Regions from separate parts of the Homo sapiens genome. Here region 2 is linked to region 1. A link is a loop called in an ENCODE intact Hi-C map of the cell type or tissue named here. Cell type or tissue: gastrocnemius medialis. All regions are shown on one strand. Links, peaks and the distances in the headings refer to the core of each region. The heading gives the core; the rest is flanking DNA. Region 1 overlaps CUX1 (cut like homeobox 1). Region 2 overlaps CUX1 (cut like homeobox 1).

What was found. Peaks named below come from ENCODE experiments on the same cell type or tissue, not always from the same donor. Only the 100,000 strongest peaks of a DNase experiment are listed, where the experiment ranks them.
Region 2: a loop joins it to region 1, with 2.1 times the contacts of the local background. A loop is called at or near these places in 1 of 110 quality-filtered maps.

Annotation. Positions count from the first base shown.
Region 1 is chr7:102,093,089-102,097,479 of GRCh38, reverse strand. CUX1 (cut like homeobox 1) reads right to left here. Exons shown (of 24, transcript NM_181552.4): 5 at 1-116. Among named protein-coding and RNA genes, the nearest start is that of SH2B2, 190 kb to the left of the region's middle. RefSeq lists enhancers at 1-402, 1,282-1,793. In gastrocnemius medialis, for the core only: no CTCF peak of the experiment used is centred there; no DNase peak of the experiment used is centred there.
Region 2 is chr7:102,179,808-102,184,198 of GRCh38, reverse strand. The region is part of intron 11 of CUX1 (cut like homeobox 1); the gene reads right to left. Among named protein-coding and RNA genes, the nearest start is that of SH2B2, 100 kb to the left of the region's middle. In gastrocnemius medialis, for the core only: no CTCF peak of the experiment used is centred there; a DNase peak (open chromatin) is centred at 2,008; H3K27ac peaks cover 3,581 bases.

The DNA of each region.
Region 1 (4,391 bases), core at 204-4,203:
TTCCTTGTTGTATTCTTCCAGAGTTTCCCTAAGTTTCTGGTTCTCTGTTTCAATATCGTGCAGGCGCTGCACTTTGAGCTGGAGTTGCTGTCCGAGATCCAAAGCTGGTACGGGATCTGCACAACAGGAAAACAGCCATCACCCCACTCGGCCAGCAAACAGGCCCCCTCCACGGCGGTACACAGGCTCAGAGTGGGGCTCCTGGGACATCAGCTCCGGGGGCTCCCCAGAGGCCACAGTCATGCCCCTGCAGCCAGCCCCCTTGCTGGGTGGGAGAATTCTCCAGTGCTTTACAAAGGATGGACCCAGCCCGGGGTCCTCGAGGTGTGAAAATGGGGTGGCAATAGCCATGAGATTCACTGGTATTTGCCGATTACTCCTGCCTGGTGTGACACTTTCATGATTTTCATTCTTTGATCAGATAAGTAGAGAAATACACCAGGTAGCAGCCCCAGGAGGTCAATCACATCCCCGGAGCTGCACGTGGAGGACGGACAAGTCCGTGGACAGGTGCCGGGATGTTTAAGGGTCCAGTGATTATGAGGCTGGAAGTGACACCTGATGCCTGAGAACGCCACACAGTTCACGGGACACTTTATGGAGATTGTGTCTTTTGAGCCTTACAACAATCTCGAGAAAGAGGCCTCAGAAACTAAAGCCCAGGGAAGCAGAATGACTCACCTGAGGTCACCCAGCTAGTTGGTTGGCATGGAGAATGCACACCTAAGTCTGTTAACTCCAAGTGATCATGCTTTTTTGTTTGTTTGTTTGTTTAAGACAGGGTCTCACTCTGTCGCCCAGGCTGGAGTGCAGTGGCATGATCATGGCTCACTGCAGCCTCCACCTCCTGGGCTCAAGCAATCCTCCCACCTCAGCCTCCCAAGTAGCTGGGACTACAGGCATGCACAAGCACGCTGGGCTAATTTTTGTATTTTTTGGTAAAGATAGGGTCTTCCTATGTTGCCTAGGCCAGTCTCAAACTGGACTCAAGGGATCTGACCGCCTCAGCCTCCCAAAGGATTACAGGCGTGAGCCACCCCACCCAGCCCTGAGTGACCATTCTTTACAACAAGGTAAAGAATGAAGCAGAGGTGAAGCAGAGGAAAGAAACACTTAGGCTTTATAAAGCCACCCCATTTCATGACATGACCACTTTCCATTACGATCCTCCTTCACTAATGAAGGGTGTTCAGAAGAGTCAGGGGTTAGCGGCCGCAGGTCCCAAGGCTGGAGACCCCTGCAGAGGCACAGCTGGTGACCCGGCATGGCCCTGTCGTAGACCAGCTGGCCAGGAGGCCACCACACTCCTGATGATAACTAAGTGCAGAGCAGCGCGCGCTGCACGGCAGCCAGGCCAGCGCTGGGGTCTTGCAGCCAATTCAAGGTCATATCTGCCATCAGATTCACTTCCAGAAAACTGGATTTTAATCCAAAGTCAGAAGTCACAGACCTGGAATTTACAGTACAAACTCACGGCTCTCGCCTTTACTGTGAATTCAACACAGGATAGAGAGACCTTAAATGTTCTTCCGCATCAATGTGATCTTTAGTTTTCTTTCTGCTGCCTAAGAGGCAATTATATTCCGCCTGCTGGGTACCTGGGGCATACTTCCTTTGGAATTCTCAGGCTCCGTCAGAGTGGAAGAATACCCAAGTCCACAGGGCTTAGAAAGATTATTGAATATATTTCTGGTATGGGCGCCAGTGTCACTTGTGAGATGGCTGCAGAGATTTAGTCTCCAGTCGAAGAATGCCAAACACCATGCCCAGCGGATCAACAAGAGTATATATTCAAGAGCTCACTTAATTTTCAAATGCCAGAGTCATTAATTTTTCAGACCACCCTAGGTTCCTGGAATCGAGGGCCAGGTCTACCATGCCTCGGTTAACGTATCCAGCAGGAGCCAGGGACTCTTTAGGATGCCAGCGTCTTTGCAGAGTTTACAAAAGGCAGGCGCTGGGATATGTTGGGCTCAACGTCAGCAGATCCCGGGTGCTGGGGTTTCACAGCAACACAGTCCATCATGCAGAATCCCTGGCTGCTGGGCACTTACTCTGCACGTATACACAGCCTATAATTGCATCTCTTTCTGGTGCATGGCTTTTCATTATTATTTTAATCAGCATCAAAATATTTATGTTAAATTTGACTCCAAAAGCTATTTTGGAGGCCGGCTGCAGTGGCTCATGCCTGTAATCCCAGCACTTTGGGAGGCCGAGGGTGGCCGGATTGCTTGAGCTCAGGAGTTCGAGACCAGCCTGGGCAACATGGTGAAAGCCTGTCTCTACAAAACAAAAACACAAACCAAAAAACTAGCCAGGCATGGTGGCATACCCCTGTAGTCCCAGCTACTGGGGGGCTTAAGGCATGAGAAGTCCTTGAGCCCTTGAGGTCGAGGTTGCATTGAGCTGTGATTGAGCCACTGCACTCCAGCCGGGGCAACAGAGCGAAATCCTGTCTTGGAAAAAAAAAAAAATGCTATCTTGGGGAGATGGTTCTTTGTAAGCAGGAGTCGTGATAACACAAAAAAACAGAATTCCTGAAAAGATTCCAGGTGCTGTTTGTAAAAAAAATTTCCATAACTTCTCTGGATACCTTCACCTTCTCAGCCTGCCCCTCTTCCCCACCTTCACGACCTTGTGCTGGGCAAATGGTTTCAAGAAAGTGAACAGCCCGTTCACAGCCTCCTTTGTACAGAACCACGATTTAAACTTGACATAGAGGTCAGGGAAGAGGAGGTAAAGAGAGGAACCTTTGATCACGTATAAAATTCTATTAAGAGTTGCTCACGTAGGCTTTCTAGCACAAGTGCCAGCAAATTATATCTTTAAAGAACACACCTAGTATACTGCCTGCCCTCCCTAAAAGTTCTGTCAACATTTCCAGTTCATTCTTTTCAAAAGGCCAGGACCCCACTGTATCTGCTTCGAATTAAAAAATAGCTTCTCCCATGCGGTTAAGCAAGGAATCCGGTGACATATGAAAATGACACGCACATTATCAAGTGAGGAGGAACCAGACCTTTACACCAATTTTCAGAGCCTTATACTGTAAATGAAAATTCAGGCAATCTCATAATCATTCATCATGGCATGTATATTTAGTCTGACACTATTAAAGGTTAATGCCTATGTAGCAAAGCTGGTCACAGACTAAAGGATGAGCTAAATGTTCAAACATCTCTGTGCATTAAACTCCAAACTTTACTACAGCACAGTTGAATGGCTAAATGCCTACAGCATTTGAATATTGTTTTGGGATATGTAAGAGGCATTGCTAAAGAACTTCTTAGGCTTAATTTTTATTACTTGTATTAAAGGAACAGCTAATTACTGCATGACAATATAATGACTCTAGCATGTTTGGGCTAAAGACCAAAACAATGAATTTTGGCGTGCCAAAACCCAACCTGTGTGTTAATCTACGGAAATAATAGCTTTTTGTCTTGTTAATGATTTCCAATGCCATTTAAACCCCACACAAGGATTGTCAGGTCTTATGCGAACGTCAGATGCCTCCGATCTTAGCAGCTCAATTAGGGAATTGTCTGGAGGAGGCGAAGAGGACACACCCATATATAAAACAGGAACACACAAAATCCGGTAACCCCTGTCTTCCCAGCCTCCTCCTCCTCCGATTCAACACGCTTTCCTGCCAGCTCCGCCCACCCAATGCGACAATCTTGTAAAGTGTTTTACAATCATCTGATACTTAATTCCTAAAGCAATCTTGGAGGTATTATATAGCTTGTTATGCAACACAGGGCTCAAGGAACATAATTATTACAAACAACAATACTGTACATATTCAGCACCTTTTCCTAAGTGCACGCAATATTATCTCGTTAATTCCAGCCATTACAGTCAGAGGCTGGCGGAGCCCGCTCTGCAATGTATGGGGTGGATGCATCTCACCCAGGGAGGGAAAGAAAAAGGAAAGAAGCCCGCCAGGCAAACGACTTTGAAAAATTCTCAGTATGATTTCTGCTTACTGGCCAGGCACAGTGGCTCACACCTGTAATCTCAGCACTTTGGGAGGCCGAGGAGGGAACATTGTTTGAGCCCAGGAGTTTGAGGCCAGCCTGGACAACATAAGTGAGACCCTGTCTCTGGAAAAAATACAAAAATTAGCCGGGCATGGTGGTGCATGCCTGTAGTCCCAGCTCCTTGGGAGGCTAAGGTAGGAGGATTGCTTGAGCCTGGGAGGTGGAGGTTGCAGAGAGCTATGACTTTCTTTTTTTTTTTTTTTTTTTAAAGAGATAGGGTCTCACTCCAGCCTGAGGGACAGAGTGAGACCCTGTCTCAGAAAAAAAAAAAAAAAAGCTTCTGTTTTCTTAACCAGCAGCCAAAGAAAATCTCTTTCAGTACTAATTTAACAAATATTTCCTAAG
Region 2 (4,391 bases), core at 289-4,288, 87 kb before region 1:
CTGCAGGGCATGGTGTTTCACGCCTGTAACCCCAGCACTAGGGGAGACTGAGGTGGGAGGATCACTTGAGCCCAGGAGTTCGACACCAGCCTGGGCAACATAGCAAGACCCCATCTCTACAAAAGATATAAAAATTCGCCGGGTGTGGTGGCGTGTGCCTGTAGTCCCGACTACTTGGGAGGCTGAGGTGGGAGGATTCCTTGAGCCAGGGAGGTCGAGGCTACAGTGAGCTATGATGGTGCCACTGCACTCCAGCCTGGGCAACAGAGTGAGACCCTGTCTCAAAAAAACAGCAAAGGGGCCTCTGGCAGGTCTGACTAAGGCAGAGACCCAGGGAAAGGTCATGTCTTCCAGGTTGCACAGCCAGTGGTCAAGGTGACAATATCTCTTTTCCATAAAATTCTGACCGTGGGGGCAGAGTGGCATCTGCAGTGCAGATAAATGGGGCCAGGCTCCACATGGTGCTGTCTGACTGGCTCAGGTTAGAGTTGGTGTGGGAGTCTTCGGTCTCACGGGGACCCCCTGGCCCAGGGCAGGGGTCTGAGGCACAGACCCTTAGCTGACACTGCATCTCTGGGGTCCAGGCCTGGGCAGCATGCACCTCCTCTTCTACTGGACAAGGACTCTCCATAGATAAGGACATGTGTCTCCATGGTTCCTCAGGCAGAGGCAGCAGGCATGGAGATTTAGGTTCTGCTGATGCTGGGAGTTGGGGAGGAGCCCAAGGATACTGTGGACTCTGGACGGTGAGTCCAAATCTCCAAAGCAATGGGGTGGGTGCTGTGTATGCTCCAATGATCCTCTCTCCCCAGCCTCCCAGGTAGCTGGGACAACGGGCATGTGCCACCACTCTGGCTCATTAAAAAAAAAAAAATTAAGAGATGGGGCCGGGCGCGATGGCTCACGCCTGTAATCCCAGCACTCTGGGAGGCTGAGGCGGGCAGATGACCTGAGGTCAGGAGCTCGTGACCAGCCTGGCCAACATGGTGAAACCCTGTCTCTACTAAAAATACAAAAAATTAGCTGGTCTTGAACTCCTGGGCTCCGAGAATGCAAGATGAAAAGAGAGACACCCAAGGCCAGAGGGACGGTTTTATACCACCTCTTTTATACCACCTCAGTGCCCCGAGGGACACAGCATCATCCCATAGTGTCTCCATGGGACCCATCAGAACCTCAGGAGTGGGGAAAGAGAAGCAGTTTGGAAAAGACCCCTAGGTGATTCTAACGCATGTGACCATCCACCCAGTGGGAAGCACTGATCTTTAACGCATCTCTAGAAAAATATAATTTCTCCTTCTGGGAGACTGGTGTTCTTTTAGTTAGCCTTTCTTATAAATATCTATTTTAAATCGAAGCTATTGGTAGCATTATCTTCTGTGCTGTAGCAAGTACAGTGCAGTTGACTAGCTAATTATACTGCTTCTATATTAAAGCATTCCAACAGAAGACCACAGAATAGAGAGTTATCAAAAAGCAGCCTTGTCACGGCGGTCGGGCTATTTCATTAATTGCAAAAACAGTTCTTCTTTACAAGTGGCACTATGCTTAAGCACTTGTCAGATTAGGCAGGAGGAAACATCTTCCACTTTTGCGTCTGTTTCCATGCCTAATTAAAGGTTAGCGATGTCCCATGACACACGTGGATAGCGGGGCATTTATGGGGAGCTTTGCTTGAAAAAGTAGAGCCCTGGACAGGACAGACTCGAAGATGTGCAGCTGTCTGGTATCCTTGTGAAATAACAAATCAAATTTGAGGGAAGAGGAGAAATCTCAGTGGCAGAAAGATGGAGAATTTCAATGGGTTAGAGAAAGAAAACCAATTAGTCAGTCCTCTGATATATCCAACTACAGAAAGTATCATTGGAAAGTATGGGTGGAAACAACTCAGTGAACTCAGGACAAAAGATTCTGCCCAATAAGCCTTCTGCTTATGGGAAATGCCCTCTCCCCAAGTGACTGTCACCAAACACCCTGGCACATGTCTCAAAGATCAAGGACCTGCTGCCAAGTGTTCATGGGAAAACCACCTGCAACTCCAAACAGCTGAGCCCAGAGCTGGGAGCTTGGAGCCTCCTCTCCCAAACAGCAACCTGATTCAAGGCCCCATCGTGTGTCCGAGGGTCCCCCGTAAGACATGAAAGAGGGGAAGGGGACAGGAAGAAGAAAGAAAGAAAGCAGCTCCGTGGTAAGTAAAGGTGAGTTCTTTGAGTAGCCAAGACTGCGGGGGCAGGGTTCCCCATGGCAAAAGCATCAGGTTGCCAATTTGCCAAGTCTTATTCATAAAAATATTTTCCTAATAATTGTATTCCTTTAGGTTATATTTGAGGCTATACATTATACACATTAGGAAAAACAAAAAGCCCTCAGAACATATCTCATTCAATTAACCTTATTCCTTTGGGGCGAGAGGAAACCCTGGTTTGGTGAAGTCAGATGCTTTCTGCATGTGGGTTTCGTATCAGGACAATCTGGCAACAAGGAGTTAAGATAATTAAAATCAGAAGTCTTGTTACTAGAAGATATGTTTTGATTATTAGATTAGATGAAGATAAGGTAGCAATGATTTTGGAAGAAGTATCGCTGAATTGTTTCATTAACTGCACGGTATTAAACAATTCCCCCAAGATACGGATAACGAACATTAATTTGCAAAACCGCGTTTCATTTTTTTGTGAAGGCAAACATTGAAACCTTAACTGATTTGGAAGAAATTGCTCTATAATAAAAAATGTGAGGTCTACAGCTTTGCTCTCTTGTAGCCGGTGTGTATCTGAGTCACGCCCTTTAACTTGACAATGGAGAGAAAGGCAAATTATCTCATCATAATGCCGTTGCTGGGGTCAGAAATGGCTGTAACATGAGAAAATGAGATTAAATGTAGAAATAAAAACTGAATCCTGGTACTCATTGGGTAAGCTGATGAGAGAGGAAGAAACGGCGGTGACAAAATAAATGACCTGGTTCGCGGTGGCTCACACCTGCAATTCCAGCATTTGGGAGGCGGAGGCGGGTGGATCACCTGAGATCGGGAATTTGAGACCAGCCTGACCAACACGGAGAAATCCCATCTCTACTAAAAATACAAAATTATCCGGAAGTGGTGGCTCATGCCTGTAATCCCAGCTACTCAGGAGGCAGAGGCAGGAGAATCACTTGAACATGGGAGGCAGAGGTTGCAGTGAGTGGAGATGGCGCCATCGCACCCTAGCCTGGGCAACAGAACGAAATTCCGTCTCAAATAAAATAAAATAAAATAAAATAAAATAAAATAAAATACAATAAAATAAAATAAAATAAAAATTTAAAAAAAACGACCTGGCTGAGGACAGACAGAACCAGGTTTCAACCATTTCCCCAAAGTCGGCAGGACTGTCTCCTCCAAGGGACCCGGCGCTGGGCAGTTCTCAGTGAATGGGTGAAATTCACCCCAAAGAGGCAGAAGAAAGGAGTGAGGGAGGGTCGTGGGAGCCATCAGCATAGGCAATAGATTGCTGGAAACTTAGTCTTGGTATAAATTTGGTCATGTGTCAAAAAGAAAATTTCAATTAAAAAAAAAAAAAAAGACATTGGGCCAGGTGCAGCGGCTCATGCCTATAATCCCAAAGTGTTTTGGGAGCCGAGGTGGGAGAATTGCTTGAGCCCAGGCGTCCCAGACCAGCCTGGGGAACACAGTGAAATCCCATCTCCACAAAAAATTAAAAAACTAGCTGGGTGTGGTGGGGCATGTCTTTGGTCCCAGGGTCCCAGTTACTTGGGAGGCTGAGGCAAGGAGAATCGCTTGAGCCCGAGACTTCGAGGTTGCCGTGAACTATGATCCTGTCACTGCACTCCAGTCTGGGCCAGTGAGTGAGACTCCGTTTCAAAAAAAAAAAAAAAAAAAAGGCAGTGGCTCACGCCTGTAATCCCAGCACTTTGGGAGGCCGAGGCTGGTGATCACCTGAGGTCAGGAGTTTGAGACTAGACTGGCCAACATGGTGAAACCCCGCCTCTACTAAAAATATAAAAGTTAGTCTGGCATGGTGGCGCGTGACTGTAGTTCAGTTACTCAGGAGGCTGAGGCAGGAGAATTGCTTGAATCCAGGAGGCGGAGGTTGCAGTGAGCCAAGACTGCGCCATTGCATTCCAGTCTCGGCGACAAAAGCGAAAATCCGTCTCAAAAACAACAACAACAACAACAACGACAAAACACAATGGACCTAAGTACATCCTAGGACTACTTCATACCAGAAAAGGTTTCCTTTAAATGTTCACAATGAACCCTGACCCACTTTATTCATACAATGAATATACTTTACAGCCACTCATTCCCTCACCCACCCAACATGGAGGTACCGGGTTGGGGAAGGAATGGGCCTGAACGGGCAGCCCCCGGGCAGAGCAGGGAACCC